2 separate regions of the Mus musculus genome follow, and region 2 is linked to region 1. The links are chromatin loops, found by intact Hi-C in ENCODE. Cell type or tissue: heart. All regions are shown on one strand. Links, peaks and the distances in the headings refer to the core of each region. The heading gives the core; the rest is flanking DNA. Region 1 holds the start of LOC105246083 (a long non-coding RNA gene). Region 2 has its middle 28 kb from the start of Olfr164.

Region 1 (8,346 bases), core at 52-8,051:
AATAACAACATAAATAATGGAAGGCCAACATTCACGTGGAAACTGAACAACACTCTTCTCAATGATACCTTGGTCAAGGAAAGAATAAAGAAAAAAATTAAATACTTTTTAGAGTTTAATGAAAATGAAGCCATTACATACCTAAACTTATGGGACACAATGAAAGCATTTCTAAGAGAGAAACTCATAGCTCTGAGTGCCTCCAGAAAGAAACTAGAGAGAGCACACACTAGCAACTTGACAACACAACTAAAAGCTCTAGAAAAAAAAAGAAAGCAAATTCACTCAAGAGGAGTAAAAGGTAGGAAATAATCAAACTCAGAGGCGAAATCAACCAAGTGGAAACAAGAAGAGGTATTCAAAGAATCAACCAAACCAGGAGCTGGTTCTTTGAGAAATTCAACAAGATAGATAAACGCTTAACGAAACTCACTAGAGGCCATGGGGACAGCATCCTAGTTAACAAAATCAGAAATGAAAAGGGAGGGGGTGGTGAGATGGCTCAACAGGTAAGAGCACCCGACTGCTCTTCTGAAGGTCCTGAGTTCAAATCCTGCCAACCACATGGTGGCTCACAATCATCTGTAACGAGATCTGACTCCCTCTTCTATTGTGTCTGAAGACAGCTACAGTGTACTTACATATAATAAAAAATAAATAAATCTTTAAAAAAAAAGAAAGAAATGAAAAGGGAGACATAACAACAGATCCTGATGAAATTCAAAACAACATCAGATCCTTCTACAACAGGATATACTCAACAAAACTGGAAAACCTGGATGAAATGGACAAATTTCTAGACAGATACCAGGTACCAAAGTTAAATCATGATCAAGTTAACGATGTAAACAGTCCCATATCCCCTAAAGAAATAGAAGCAGTCATTAATAGTCTCCCAACCAAAAAAAGCACAGGACCAGATGGGCTTAGTGCAGAGTTCTATCAGACCTTCAAAGAAGATCTAATCCCAGTTCTTCACAAACTATTCCACAAAATAGAAGTAGAAGGTAATCTACCCAACTCATTCTATAAAGCTACAATCACTCTGATACCTAAACCACAGAAAGATCCAACAAAGATAGAGAACTTCAGACCAAATTCCCTTATGAATATCGATGCAAAAATACTCAATAAAATTCTCACTAACTGAATCCAAGAACACATTAAAACAATCATCCATCATGATCAAGTAGGTTTTATTCCAGAGATGCAGGGTTGGTTTAATATATGGAAACCCATCAACATAACCCATTATATAAACAAACTCAAAGACAAAAACCTCATAATCATCTCCTTAGATGCGGAGAAAGCATTTGACAAGATCCAACACCCATTCATGATAAAAGTCTTGGAAAGATCAGGAATTCAAGGCCCATACCTAAACATGATAAAAGCAATCTACAGCAAACCTGTAGCCAACATCAAAGTAAATGATGAGAAGCTGGAAGCAATCCCACCAAAATCAGCGACTAGACAATGCTGCCCACTTTCTCCCTACCTATTTAACATTGTACTTGAAGTCCTAGCCAGATAGATTTGACAACAAAACGAGATCAAGGGGATACAAATTGGAAAAGAAGAAGTCAAAATATCACTTTTTGCAAATGATATAATAGTATATATAAGTGACCCTAAAAATTCCACCAGAGAACTCCTAAACCTGATAAACAGCTTCGGTGAAGTAGATGGATATAAAATTAACTCAAACAAGTCAATGGCCTTTCTCAACACAAAGAATAAACAGGCTGAGAAAGAAATTAGGGAAACAACACCCTTCTCAATAGTCACAAATAGTATAAAATACCTAGGCGTAACTCTAACTATGGAAGTGAAAGATTTCTATGATAAGAACTTCAAGTCTCTGAAGAAAGAAATTAAAGAAGATCTCAGAAGATGGAAAGATCTCCCATGCTCATGAATTGGCAGGATCAACGTTGTAAAAATGGCTACCTTGCCAAAAGCAATCTACAGATTCAATGCAATCCCCATCAAAATTCCAACTCAATTCTTCAACGAATTAGAAAGAGCAATCTGCAATTTCATATGGAATAACAAAAAACCGAGGATAGCAAAAACTCTTCTCAAGGATAAAAGAACCTCTGGTGGAATCACCATGCCTGACCTAAAGTTGTATTACATTGCAATTGTGATAAAAACTGCATGGTACTGTTGGTAGTGACAGATAAGTAGACCAATGGAATAGAAATGAAGACCCAGAAATGAACCCACACACCTATTGTCACTTAATCTTCAACAAGGGAGCTAAAACCATCCAGTGGAAGAAAGACAGCATTTTCAACAAATGGTGCTGGCACAACTGGTAGTTATCATGTAGAAGAATGTGAATTTATTTATTGCTATCTACTTGTACTAAGATCAAATCTAAGTGGATCAAGGAACACCACATAAAACCAGAGACACTGAAACTTATAGAGGAGAAAGTGGGGGAAAGCCTCGAAGATATGAGCACTATGGAAAAATTCCTGAATAGAACAGCAATGGCTTGTTCTGTAAGATTGAGAATTGACAAATGGGACCTCATAAAACTGCAAAGCTTCTGTAAGGCAAAAAGACACCGTCAATAAGACAAAAAGGCCACCAACAGATTGGAAAAGGATCTTTATCTTTTCTAAATCAGATAGGGGAATGATATCCAATATATATATATACAGAACTCAAGAAGGTGGTCTCCAGAAAATCAAATAACCCCATTAAAAATGGAGCTTATGCTAAACAAAGAATTCTCACCTGAGGAATACCGAATGGCTGGGAAGCACCTGAAAAAAAAAAAAAAAAAAAAACGTTCAGCATCCTTAATCATCAGGGAAATGCAAATCAAAACAACCCTGAGATTTTATCTCACACCAGTCAGAATGGCTAAGATCAAAAATTCAGGTGACAGCAGATGCTGGAGAGGATGGGGAGAAAGAGGAACACTCCTCCATTTTTGGTGGGATTGCAAGCTTGTACAACCACTCTGGAAATCAGTCTGGCGGTTCCTCAGAAAATTGGACATAGTACTACCAGAGGATCCCACAATACCACTCCTGGGCATATATCCAGAAGATGGTCCAACTGGTAAGAAAGACACATGCTCCACTATGTTGATAGAAGCCTTATTTATAATAACCAGAAGCTGGAAATAACCCAGATGCCCCTCTACAGAGGAATGGATACAAAAACATGTGGTACATTTACACAATGGAGTACTACTCAGCTATTAAAAAGAATGAATTTATGAAATTCCTAGGCAAATGGTTGGACTTGGAGGGCATTATCCTGAGTGAGGTAACCCAAACACAAAAATCAAATGATATGTTCTCACTGATAATTGGATATTAGCCCAGAAACTTAGAATACCCAAGATATAAGATACAATTTGTGAAACACATGAAACTCAAGAAGAAAGTGTAGACACTTTGCCCCTTCTTAGAATTGGGAACAAAACACCCATGGAAGGAGTTACAGAGACAAAGTCTAGAGCTGAGACAAAAGGATGGACCATCTAGAGACTGCCATATCCAGGGTCCATCCCATAATCCGCCTGCAAACGCTGACACCATTGCATACACTAGCAAGATTTTACAGAAAGGACACTGATATAGCTGTCTCTTGTGAGACTATGCTGGGGCCTAGCAAACACAGAAGTGGATGCTTACAGTCAGCTATTGGATGGATCACAGGGCCCCCAATGGAGGAGCTAGAGAAAGTACCCAAGGAGCTAAAGGGAACTGCAACTCTATAGGTGGAACAACAATATGAACTAACCAGTACCCGGGAGCTATTGACTCTAGCTGCATATGCATCAAAAGATGGCCTAGTCGGCCATCACTAGAAAGAGAGGCCCATTAGACTTGCAAACTTTATATGCCCCAGTACAGGGGAATGCCAGGGCCAAAAATTGGAGTGGGTGGGTAGGGGAGTGGGGGAGGATGGTATGGGGGACTTTTGGGATAGCAATGGAAATGTAAATGAGGAAAATACCTAATAAAAAATATTTAAAAAGAAAAAAAACATAGGCAATCAACTAAGAGTCCTGGAAAATGCCAGAAAATTGGGAGATTTAGGCTCCTCTAAGACTTTCATACCACTGTAAACACTTAATCCTCCTCAAAATTGAATTGGGTTATTTTGCAGAGAAAACAAGACCAATCAAGTTCAAGACATATGAGAACTTCTGATCATGTCCTCTGACATTAGTTGTCATTCTAAAATGTCACATAATATTCAATTTTGGCAATAATTCTGGACACAACATGTGAAATTCTGTCACTAGTATCTAATACATGATCCATGATCTTTGATACATTAACCCAATCTTGGACTATTTTTTCCCTCATTCTTTAATGTCTTAAGTATGATTCTTACTAAATAACCTGTACATATGATTCTCAAAATCAATGATTTCCTCTTTCAGTCATGGAAATCATTACTTGTGTTTTGTCAAAGCACTTAAATAAGGATAAATCCCCAAAACATTGAAATCAATGTACAAAAAATTGAGACTAATTTCTGAAACAAAATATAAACTGAAATAATTGAAGAGGAAAATGTAATACTTATTAGGCAGCTTGGCAAATAAATGTAGGGTTGTCTAGTAACAATAAGAGTGGTTAAATGAACAAATGAGAATAATAAAGCCACTAGAGGGTGGTGTGACCCTTCTCAGAAGTCTTCAGAGACCACGTGTTTAAATTCACTGAACCATATACAGTTGCTCATTGGCCCCTTACAGTGTTACAAGATCTGATTCTTCCCAGGGGGAAAATCCATCTCAAAAAACACAGGGCCTCCTTTGATCTGACTCTCACAGTGTAACAAGGTACTAGAAGGGTTTTACAGCTCATAAACATAATGCACAGTACATATAGTTCACTGGGAAGAGCTTCTTGATTGTGAGAGATTTCAGAATTACACACAGAATATCAGAGCCACAAAAGTTAGAAATTAGTCTATGAATGCTTTAATTCAGTCAGAGATTAGGGGAGCTGCAAAGTGAAAATATTTCCTTGGACATGATGACTGTGCTCCTTGTGCCTGTGCCACAGTCCTGGTTTGCAGTAAATGAATTACTAAGGACCATTTCCCCAAAGAAACCTTGGCACAGAAGAGATGCTATTTGCTCACTAATTGAGAATCAGTAGCTGCATCTTCTCAAGTCTGTAAGTATATTAAGCAGACCTATACCTTGCTCATCTGGTACTGGTTCCTGACTGGTTCCCAAGACAAAAATCAAACTTCGTCTTACTAAGTCTGTGTGTGTCTGAGAGAGAGAGAGAGAGAGAGAGAGAGAGAGAGAGAGAGAGAGAGAACTATCAACAATACTTTTGAGAGCAGAATGAGGTAATCATGGATGAAAACATATTTGTAGGGAAAACTCAGGTTCTGGCAAGAGGTATGGATATAATGAGACAAGAATCAGAGTCAGCCCACTGTAAAGTAAGGATCAGTGTCCCTCTGTCTGTGACTTGTGTTTGCCTTTCCTTCTGCTCTTCCCAAAAGTCAGAGGGAGATATGTATATTTGCAGATCTCAATTCCTACTGCACATTGCACACCTAGGCCAGGAATACCTAGGAACACCTATTTTGATCCCAACTGAGTATTCTCTCATGGTCTTTGCCAGGTTATGGGTACTCAGCTGCCTACACTATCTTGTTGAGGTATAGAGAACGCCAGCATTCAGCCACTGCTCTGCCCATTGCCCTACTGTTCAGGTATAGTTTATTTCCCCAAAACTTCTGAATTCACTCAATCCCAAACTGGTGGAAGTATTCAATATCAAACATCAAGATGTGGATAGAAGTACACATTCTCCTTCCTGTGAAGGCTGGAAACAAGGTCAACACCTGTCTGTGTCCATACCCAAGTCAAACCCAGCCCCCTATTCACTGAGTTCTGGAAGCTCTGCTATTTCCATGATCGTTCACACCAATCCCCTGTTGATCTTACCAGTAAACATTTTCCTTTTTGATTTAAATCTCATTTTCCATTCCACATTTAAATATAATTTCTGCTTGACAAGGTTTGCTCTTAATCTTTTGTTCCTTATGATTCCCCAATATTCAAACAGTACTTTCCTGGCAGTTTCAAGATCCTAACACCAAATATTAACATTGTCATAGAAATGTTCACGAATCACATGTATACAAAAAGAAAATGTGAGAAATATGTATCACAATTCAGGTTTGATGAACATATTTCTATTAATCTTCTGTGCCAATATTCTAATATAGACATAGTGTTATTAGTATTTTCAGAATTACATTATTATGATATACTTTAAACAAGGTTTGTAAGCAAGATTTGTTCTCAAATATATGCCCACGTTGAAGACAAAATGAACACATACACATAAAATTTATATTAAAAACTGTTTTTGAGAATGCTAGAACAGGTAGATATACATATTTAACAAAATGAAAAGTTAGATTCTGTCACCCTATGTTTTCCCTTCCAAATCCATCCATTTTACAAATAAATCCAGTCATCTATCTGCTTTGTTGCTTGAAACTGCATTCTATTTTTACAAAACATGCACATACACAAAGAAATAATGTTTTTTAAATATTGTCATAGTGATTTCAAAACACAGTTATCAGTTTGTCTTTGTATGCAGTTGAGCCTTTCCAAACTTTTCAGAGCATCTTTATGTAGATATACTGGGGTGTTTTTGTTGCTATATACACATTAACTTCTCTGAACTGTAAATATTTCTACCAAGTATTAATGCATTGTTGAGCTAGAACAGAATGATATTCTGTTAGAATTATTTGTGGTAATTCTAAAATGGACTGCTTTGAAATGCATGAGTCTTTAAAACCTAGGCACTCTCTACCCTTTTCAGACCATTTCCCAATTCATATTTATAATTATATCATTTCCCAGATTTAGACTCATTATACTACACACATTAATCTTCTTCCATGAACTGACCATTGGGATGAACAAACACAGTATAAGTCACTTTTCCATAATTAATATACTTAACTAGAAAATCTATAAAAACTTTGCATTTTTCTCCTTATTTATTCCTTTACACTGACCTACATATTTGTAATGCTGTGAGTAGGGCATTATCATGTGGTAAAACATAATTTTCGTTACTATTGTCACTCTAGAATATGGATAGTGGGTGTTTATGACTCTGGATAAGCCTGAACAATTGATGATTAATGCCCCTGAGCTCTGTTCTTAGTAACATGTGAACATTTACTTGTGTCAGTGTAGTAGATTTCACATGACATCTTATAATAAACCTGTAAATGAAAGTAATTTGCATTACTAGCCCAGCCCAGCCCATACTAAGAGTTATATTATGTCTGTCTCACAGCCTGCTGCTGACCAATATTGAAAAGAATAGACCTGGTTTGTGAATTATGGCCTGGATTTCACTTATACTCTCTCTCCTGGCTCTCAGCTCAGGTCAGCAGCCTTTCTACACTGCAGTGGGTATGCAACAATGCGCATCTTGTCTCTGATTTGCTACTGATGACTGGATTTCTCATCTGTTTGCAGGGGCCATTTCCCAGGCTGTTGTGACTCAGGAATCTGCACTCACCACATCACCTGGTGAAACAGTCACACTCACTTGTCGCTCAAGTACTGGGGCTGTTACAACTAGTAACTATGCCAACTGGGTCCAAGAAAAACCAGATCATTTATTCACTGGTCTAATAGGTGGTACCAACAACCGAGCTCCAGGTGTTCCTGCCAGATTCTCAGGCTCCCTGATTGGAGACAAGGCTGCCCTCACCATCACAGGGGCACAGACTGAGGATGAGGCAATATATTTCTGTGCTCTATGGTACAGCAACCATTTCCACAATGACATGTGTAGATGGGGAAGTAGAACAAGAACACTCTGGTACAGTCTCATAACTACCATCTTCTTAACAGGTGGCTACATCTCCCTAGTCTGTTCTCTTTTACTATAGAGAAATTTATAAAAGCTGTTGTCTCAATCAATAAAAAGTTTTATTTCAACAAATTGTATAATTATGCCTTGATGACAAGCTTTGTTTACCAACTTGGCACAACATAGAATCATTGAGAAGAGAACCTCAATGTAGTTTATCTACATTGGGGTGTCCTAAGGAACCTTTAATTAATTGATGGGGAAAGATCATTGTGGGTGGCATCATTATTCAGGCACACTGCCCATAACTATATGAGCAGGAAGTCAAGCTGAGTGCAAGCAAGCAAGCCAGGAAAAGAACAAATATATACTCATTTTCATGGTGTTGGACTCGGAGTGTGATGTGACTGGATGCCTAAATTTCCCTTTGCTGTGACTTCCCTGCAATAATGGATGGTAATATGGACCTGTGAATAAAAACAAGCTCTTT
Region 2 (8,346 bases), core at 300-8,299, 170 kb before region 1:
ATATGGATACGCAGCTGCCTACACTGTCTATCTTGTGGAAGGGCAGAGAACCCCAGCATTCAGCCACTGCTCTGCCCATTGCTCCACTGTTCAGGTATAGTTTATTTCCCCAGAACTTCTGATTTCACTCAATCCCAAACTGATGGAATTATTCAATATCAAATATCAAGATGTGGATAGAAGTACACATTCTCCTTCCTGTGAAGGCTGGAAACAAGGTCAACACCTGTCTGTGTCCATACCCAAGTCAAATCCAGCCCCCTATTCACTGAGTTCTGGAAGCTCTGCTATTTCCATGATCGTTCACACTGACCCCTGTTGATCTTACCATTAACCATTTTCCTTTTTGATTTAAATCTCATTTTCCACTCCACACATAAATTTAATTTCTGCTTGACAAGGGTAGCTCTGATTGTCTTGGGAATAGTTCCTTATGTTTTCCTCATACTCAAACAGTACTTTCCTGACAGTTTCAAGATCCTAACACCAAATATTGACATTGTCATAGAAATGTTCATGAATCACATGTATACAAAAAGATAATGTGAGAAATAGACATCACAATTCAGGTTTGATGCCCATATTTCTACTAATCTTCTGTGAAGAGTTTCCAATATAGATATGTTGTTATTAATATTTTCAGAATTACGTTATTATGTAAGAAGTTTTGTAAGCAAGATTTGTTCTCAAATATATGCCCACGTTGAAGACAAGATGTACACATACACATATAATTTATATTAAAAACTGATTTTGAGAATGCTAGAACAGGTGGACATACATATTTAACAAAATGAAAAGTTAGATTCTGTCACCCTACGTTTTCCCTTCCACATCCATCCATTTTACAAATAGATCCAGTTATCTATCTGCTTTGTTGCTTGAAACTGCATCCTATTTTTACAAAACATGCACATACACAAAGAAATAATGTTTTTTAAATATTGTCATGGTGATTTCAAAACACAGTTATCAGTTTGTCTTTGTATGTAGTTGACCCTTTCCAATCTTTATGGGACATCTTTATGTAGGTATACTAGGGTGTTTTTGTTGCTATATACACATTAACGTCTCTGAACTGTGAATATTCATACCAAGTATTAATGTATTGTTGAGCTAGAATAGAATGATACTCTGTTTGAATTGTTTGTGTTAATTCTACAATGGACTGCTTTGAAATGCATGGGTCTTTAAAACCTAGGCACTCTCTGCCCTTTTCATTCCATTTCTCAATTCATCTTTATAATTATATCATTTCCCAGATTTAGACTCATTATACTACACACATTAATCTTCTTCCATGAACTGACCATTGGAATGAACAAACACAGTATAAGTCACTTTTCCATAATTAATGTAGTTACTGGAAACTATAAAAACTTTGCTTTTTTCTCCTTATTCATTCCTTTACACTGGTCTACATATTTGTAATGCTGTGAGTAGGGCAACACATGGTGACACATGATTTTCATTACTATTGTCACTCTAAAATATTGATAGGATGTGTTTATGACTCTGGATAAGCCTGAAAAATTGATGATTAATGCCCCTGAGCTCTGTTCTTAGTAACATGTGAACATTTATTTGTGTCAGTGTAGTAGATCTCACGTGACATCTTATAATAAACCTGTAAATGAAAGTAATTTGCATTACTAGCCCAGCCCAGCCCATACTAAGAGTTATATTATGTCTGTCTCACTGCCTGCTGCTGACCAATATTGAAAATAATAGACTTGGTTTGTGAATTATGGCCTGGACTTCACTTATACTCTCTCTCCTGGCTCTCTGCTCAGGTCAGCAGCCTTTCTACACTGCAGTGGGTATGCAACAATACACATCTTGTCTCTGATTTGCTACTGATGACTGGATTTCTTACCTGTTTGCAGGAGCCAGTTCCCAGGCTGTTGTGACTCAGGAATCTGCACTCACCACATCACCTGGTGGAACAGTCATACTCACTTGTCGCTCAAGTACTGGGGCTGTTACAACTAGTAACTATGCCAACTGGGTCCAAGAAAAACCAGATCATTTATTCACTGGTCTAATAGGTGGTACCAGCAACCGAGCTCCAGGTGTTCCTGTCAGATTCTCAGGCTCCCTGATTGGAGACAAGGCTGCCCTCACCATCACAGGGGCACAGACTGAGGATGATGCAATGTATTTCTGTGCTCTATGGTACAGCACCCATTTCCACAATGACATGTGTAGATGGGGAAGTAGAACAAGAACACTCTGGTACAGTCTCATAACTACCATCTTCTTAACAGGTGGCTACATGTCCCTAGTCTGTTCTCTTTTACTATAGAGAAATTTATAAAAGCTGTTGTCTCGAGCAACAAAAAGTTTTATTTCAACAAATTGTATAATAATTATGCCTTGATGACAAGCTTTGTTTATCAACTTGGCAGAACATAGAATCATTGAGAAGGGAACGTCAATGTACAGTTTATCTACATTGGGGTGTCCTAAGGAACCTTTAATTAATTGATGGGGAAAGATCATTGTGGGTAGCATCATGATTCAGGCACACTGTCCTGAACTGTATTAGCAGGAAGTCAAGCTGAGTGCAAGCAAGCAAGTCAGGAAAAGATCAAATATATACTCATTTTTGTGGTGTTGGATTTGGAGTGTGATGTGACTAGATGCCTAAAGTTCCCTTTGCTGTGACTTCCCTGCAATAATGGACTGTAATATGGACCTGTGAATAGAAACAAGCTCTTTCTTTCACTAGATGCTTTATATTCTGGTATTTTAAGTCAGCAACTGAAATGAGACTAAGATATATGTGTTCATAAAATTTCTTAAGGGAGCATATGTCACCCTTCACTGGCAGAAACTTTTCTACAAGTGCTGATACAACATGGTTTCTTCAGGATACCTTCTTACTGCTTTCTTTAGTTTGCTGCATATGCCCATCCATGACTGATTCCTGTTTAACGTATGGTAAACTTGATTTCCCTGACAATGCCTTTTTATGTTACCCTGGATCCTAGTTCACCAGAAGCCTAGGTCTTATGAACGCCTCCACCATGAAGGACTATAGTTACAGAGACTTACACCTACTCAGACCTATCAGGAACTTTACTCCAGACATCAGAACACTATAATTTTCTTTACTATGTGCATATCTACTTGCTGGCAATTTTCATGGTATATGCTATATTCAGTATCATCCCCATAAGAGATCATGACATCTTATTTTCTCTTGAATATTGTAGTTTTCTTTACTGAATGTAGAAAAGTAACTTGAATAAGAAAGACAGAGCTACAAAGACAGAATTCAATAAATAGACTCTTCTAGATTTGTCAACCCCAGGACTGAAACAAAACAAAACAAAATGACAAAGATACCATGTATCCTCCACTAATGAGAAAATTTATCCAGTGACACAAAATGAAATTTATCTGAAGAAAGACATGACAAGAAATCAAAAGTATATTAAAATTATGTTCAAATAATTCATAGAGTACATGAATATACATTTCAGAAGAAAAACAAATAGCTGAATGCTATAAGGATGTCAATTAAAAATATAAAAATATAATTCACTGAGTAAATAGAATTACTGACAAATACAAGCTGAAATAATGCTGTAAAAAACTAATTAGGCCAAACAGAAAACCCAGTAGACCCTTATCAGTGGAGTGGACCACATAGTAAATAGACTTCCAAGGGAATGAAGACAAGGTAGAAGAGTTAGGTTACTCAGAATTGGTCAATTATGAATGAAAAGTATATATAGAACACAGGAAATTTTTGAGACATCAGGAAAAGCACCAACCTCCAGATTATGCCATAGCAGTAGTAGTAGTAGTAGTAGTAGTAGTAGTAGTAGTTGGAGGAGGAGAAAAAGAAGAAGAAAAAAGAAGAAGGAGGAGGAGGAGGAGGAGGAAAGGAGAAGAAGAAGAAGAAGAAGGAGAAGAAGAAGAAGAAGAAGAAGAAGAAGAAGAATGCATAGAATATATTTTCAATAAAATCATAGAAGAAACAGTCTCAAATACAGAATGAAGAGTTCTCATCCAAGTACAAGAAATTCAGAGAACACTGAATAGATAGAATGAAAACGGTAACCCACCATGGCATATTTTCTGGAATCATAGGAATCCCTGTAGGAGTAGGATATTGACTGAATGTGTGTTTGTAATGAGCAAGAGGTCTTTAAGACTCTGACACTAATTGGCCCATGGTAAATTGATTAAGTCATTGCCCATAAAGACCAGGTTCAAAAGGAATAGCAATGGTTTCCTTAGGAGGACAAGTATAAGTATTACAGATGATTGGTCAGTGAGTACAAATACTTAAAACCTGTAGCTTCTTCCTCCTGGATATTCCCATCCCAAGGTGTCCAACTTAGACCAGATGAGTATTCCCCCATGCTGTACCTAATCAATATGCCAAGGTTCTAGTTGTGTTAATGCTTGACACCTCCTCCTCATTCCAGAATCATGATGGGTTTTCCATGATGGTTATTTCCTTATTACCCAGCCATTCATAGCTAGGATTCCAAGGCAGAAACTATACAGGTTACAGCAACATATTAAACTTAAAATAACAAAGCCAGAGAAAAAGAAAGGCTACTGAAATTTCTAAGCAAGAAAGGCCAAGTAAGTTATAAAGCAGGCAAACAGAAAGAACAATGGATTATTTAATAGAAAATTTTAAATGCTAAAGGACCTGGAAATATATATTCCATAATAATAATAATAATAATAATAATAATAATAATAATAATAAAGTTAACCCATGTGTTACGGTTTCTGTTGCTGTGAAGAGACACCAGAAACAAAGCAACTCTTATAAAGCACAACATTTTGTTGGGGCTATCTTACAGGCTCAGAGTTCCACTCAATTATTATTGAGGCAAGAAGCATGATGTATCTAGGTAGGCCAGGCACTGGAGTGGCTGAGAGTTCTACATCTTTTTCTGAAGGAGAAAAGGAGAAAACTGGCTTCCAAGCAGCTAAGAGAATGTTCATAAAGCCCACCACCTCAGTGACACACATTCTCCAACAAGGCCACACCTCCTAATAGTGTCATTACCTCCTCCAATTGTTCATACCAACATATCATATTATTATAGCAAAAGTTTTTACATTGTAAATAGAGGGGAAACCAAAAGCCTTTTATAATCCAAACAAATTAAAAGTACTTATGGCCACTAAGTCAACTGTACTTTATTCTGACTGGAAGCATGAACAAAAATGAGATCAGAGGAAGTCACCACATTTCATAGGAAACATACAAAGCTGGGATAGATAATCAAAAGATGCCCCCCAAAAATCATAAAATAACCAATGTAAAAGGAATTAATAAATATCTGTCAATACGTCTGATTAATGGCTTCAGCTTTTCAATAAATGATACATAATAGCAGATTTGATTTGAAAACCCAATGTTATTTTTTTCTGATTTCAAGAAACATAATTTATCATTAATTATAGATACCACCTTAAGATCAAAGGAAGTAAAAGATATTCCAAACAGAGCTAAAAGACCAGTGGGCACAATTATTCCTATATGTCACTAAATAGTATTAGTCATAAGAAATAATATTGCTCATCAAATGAATCATGCCACACAAGAATATTCCAATTGTAAATATACACCATTTCATATTCTAGACATAAGTCCATCGGTTATCCCGAACATATTAGTATGATAACTTCAGTAGCTCACCCCTATCAATAGACAGGTCATCAAAATAAACATAAAGATAAAATCATTATAAAGTTATATTACAAACCAAATGGAAACAATGGGTACATACAGATGATTTCATTAGAAAACTAAAGAAATAATAGTTTGTCAGCACTTCATGGAATTTTTCATTCAAGTGATGATATGTTAGAAAACAAATCAAATATGTGCCAATATATAAAATCTAAATACCATCCTGAATTCTGACTGAGTACAGTGGAATAAAATTTTGTTTCAACAGCAACAGAACTTACAAATATGCACAATGTTATGGGGACTAAACAAAAAAAAAATCTGTCAAGGAAGACTTTTTAAAAATGAATTAAAGTAACCTCTGGAATGTAATTAAGGAAGGCACATTAAAGGTAGTTCTGAGATAGACCTTTATTGTGCTAAGAACTTAAATTAAAAAAATAGTTCATTTTTGAGATGATAAATATATCAATTCTGTCTCCCCTTTATTGCTTCAAGTATTCCCACAAAAATGTACAGGCACAGATATTTCTAATCACATAAATATAACCTGTTTAGGCTGAGTAATGTTCCTATATTATATAAAAATTTAAACATTATCTCAAATTTGCTGGGGACCAGGATTTGCTGAGGGCAGGGTCTGGAGAAGGGAGGATGCAAGAGTATGAAGGGAAGGAAGGATCAGACTTGGGGCTACATTTCTTTCCTGAGAGACAGGGCAGAGAGGACGCATTTTTTGGTTTGGTTTTTTTCTACTCTGACAACTTTTGTCTTTTTAAGGTTATATTTATACAGAAAATCATTTCCTCAAAAAATTGTATTCCTTGATTACACAGCTGTTGAAAATATATTTTCTTCTAAAGTCTTCCTTGGTTACACAAGAATATTGAAAAAGGCACAAAGCAAACAAACAGCAATTTTATAAGAACTAAAACAATATTTTGATAAAAACAATTTTCTTTAAATTCAATATCATCTTCCTTAAGATTGGTCTTGAAAAGCCTTTTAGTTACAGAAATGATAGAGCAGCTGACTCTCTTTGAATTTGATTGTGTTGAAGTTTGGCAAAAGATAAATAGTTCAAAAGTCATTTCCTACTACCTATTATATTAAACTTGGTTTTGTTAAAAAGTTTATTCTCTAACCCTTATTTAATTCTTCTGTTCCCTCCTCTATATTTCTTTTATATTGAGCATCAGACCACTGTCCTTTTCCTTTCAATCTTAAAACGTTGTTCAGTCCCTTTGCTTAAGCAAGGGTGGTCTATCAGCAAAGTTATGATCTGACAAGTCTATTCAGGATGGCAGGCACTTCACTGAGCACAGATGACTCTTATGCATCTCTCACATGAACCCTTTTTTCAGTACGATTCTTATCTTTCTTACAATTCTGTGAAGAATAGGAGAACATCCGGATTTCTAAAACTGCTTACTTTTGCCTTTAGGAAGGTATCAAAGCTTATAATTAACTTGCATGATCAAAATCTCTTCCTTTTCATTCAAGTTTCTTGTTTCTAAAGTTGTACAATAAAACCTAGCAATTCGGCCAGAGCACCTGGGGGAGCCATCTTGGTTCCTGTATCCCTCAGAGCCTAGTCTGCAAAGGTGAGACAACGTAAATAACAGAAAGCCAACATTCACTTGGAAACTGAACAATACTCTCCTCAATGATACCCAGGTCAAGGAAGAAATAAAGAAAGAAATTAAGGACTTTTTAGAGTTTAATGAAATTGAAGCCACAACATACCCAAACTTATGGGACACAATGAAAGCATTTCTAAGAGGAAAACTCATAGCTCTGAGTGCCTCCAAAAAGAAACTAAAGAGAGCACACACTAGCAGCTTGACAACACACCCAAAAGCTCTAGAACAAAAGGAAGCAAATTCACCCAAGAGGAGTCGACTTCAGGAACTAACCAAACTCAGAGGCAAAATCAACCAAGTGGAATCAAGAAGAACTGTTCAAAGAATCAACCAAACGAGGAGCTGGTTCTTTGAGAAAATCAACAAGATAGATAAACCATTAGCCAGAATTGCAGGAGGGCACAGGGACAGCATACTAATTAACAAAATCAGAAATGAAAAGGGAGACATAACAACAGATCCTGAAGAAATCCAAAACACCATCAGATCCTTCTACAAAAGGCTATACTCAACAGAACTGGAAAACCTGGATGAAATGGACAAATTTCTAGACAGATACTAGGTACCAAAGTAAAATCAGAACCAGATTAGTGATCTAAACAGTCCTATATCCCCTAAAGAAATAGAAGCAGTCATTAATAGTCTCCCAACCAAAAAAAGCGCAGGACCAGATGGGTTTAGTGCAGAGTTCTATCAGACCTTCAAAGATATAACTCCAGTTCTTCTCAAACAATTCCACAAAATAGATACAGAAGGTAGTCTACCCAATTCTATGAAGCCACAATTACTCTGATACCTAAACCACATAAAGACCCAACAAAGATAGAGAACTTCAGACCAATTTCCCTTATGAATATCAATGCAAAAATATTCAATAAAATTCTCACTAATCGAATCCAAGACCACATCAAAACAATCATCCATCCTAACCAAATAGGTTTCATTCCAGTGATTCAGGAATGGTTTAACATACAGAAATCCATAACGTAATCCACTATATAAACAAACTCAAAGACAAAAACCACATGATTA

What was found. Peaks named below come from ENCODE experiments on the same cell type or tissue, not always from the same donor. Only the 100,000 strongest peaks of a DNase experiment are listed, where the experiment ranks them.
Region 2: it touches region 1 in a loop (7-fold over the local background); 6 of 42 quality-filtered maps call a loop at or near these places.

Annotation. Positions count from the first base shown.
Region 1 is chr16:19,084,492-19,092,837 of GRCm38, reverse strand. It overlaps LOC105246083 (a long non-coding RNA gene), which reads right to left and starts at 2,778. Exons shown (of 3, transcript XR_875947.2): 1 at 2,749-2,778. It also overlaps Igl and Iglv1. In heart, for the core only: a CTCF peak has its summit at 4,659 (motif pointing right); no DNase peak of the experiment used is centred there.
Region 2 is chr16:19,254,246-19,262,591 of GRCm38, reverse strand. It overlaps Igl and Iglv2. Among named protein-coding and RNA genes, the nearest start is that of Olfr164, 28 kb to the left of the region's middle. In heart, for the core only: no CTCF peak of the experiment used is centred there; no DNase peak of the experiment used is centred there.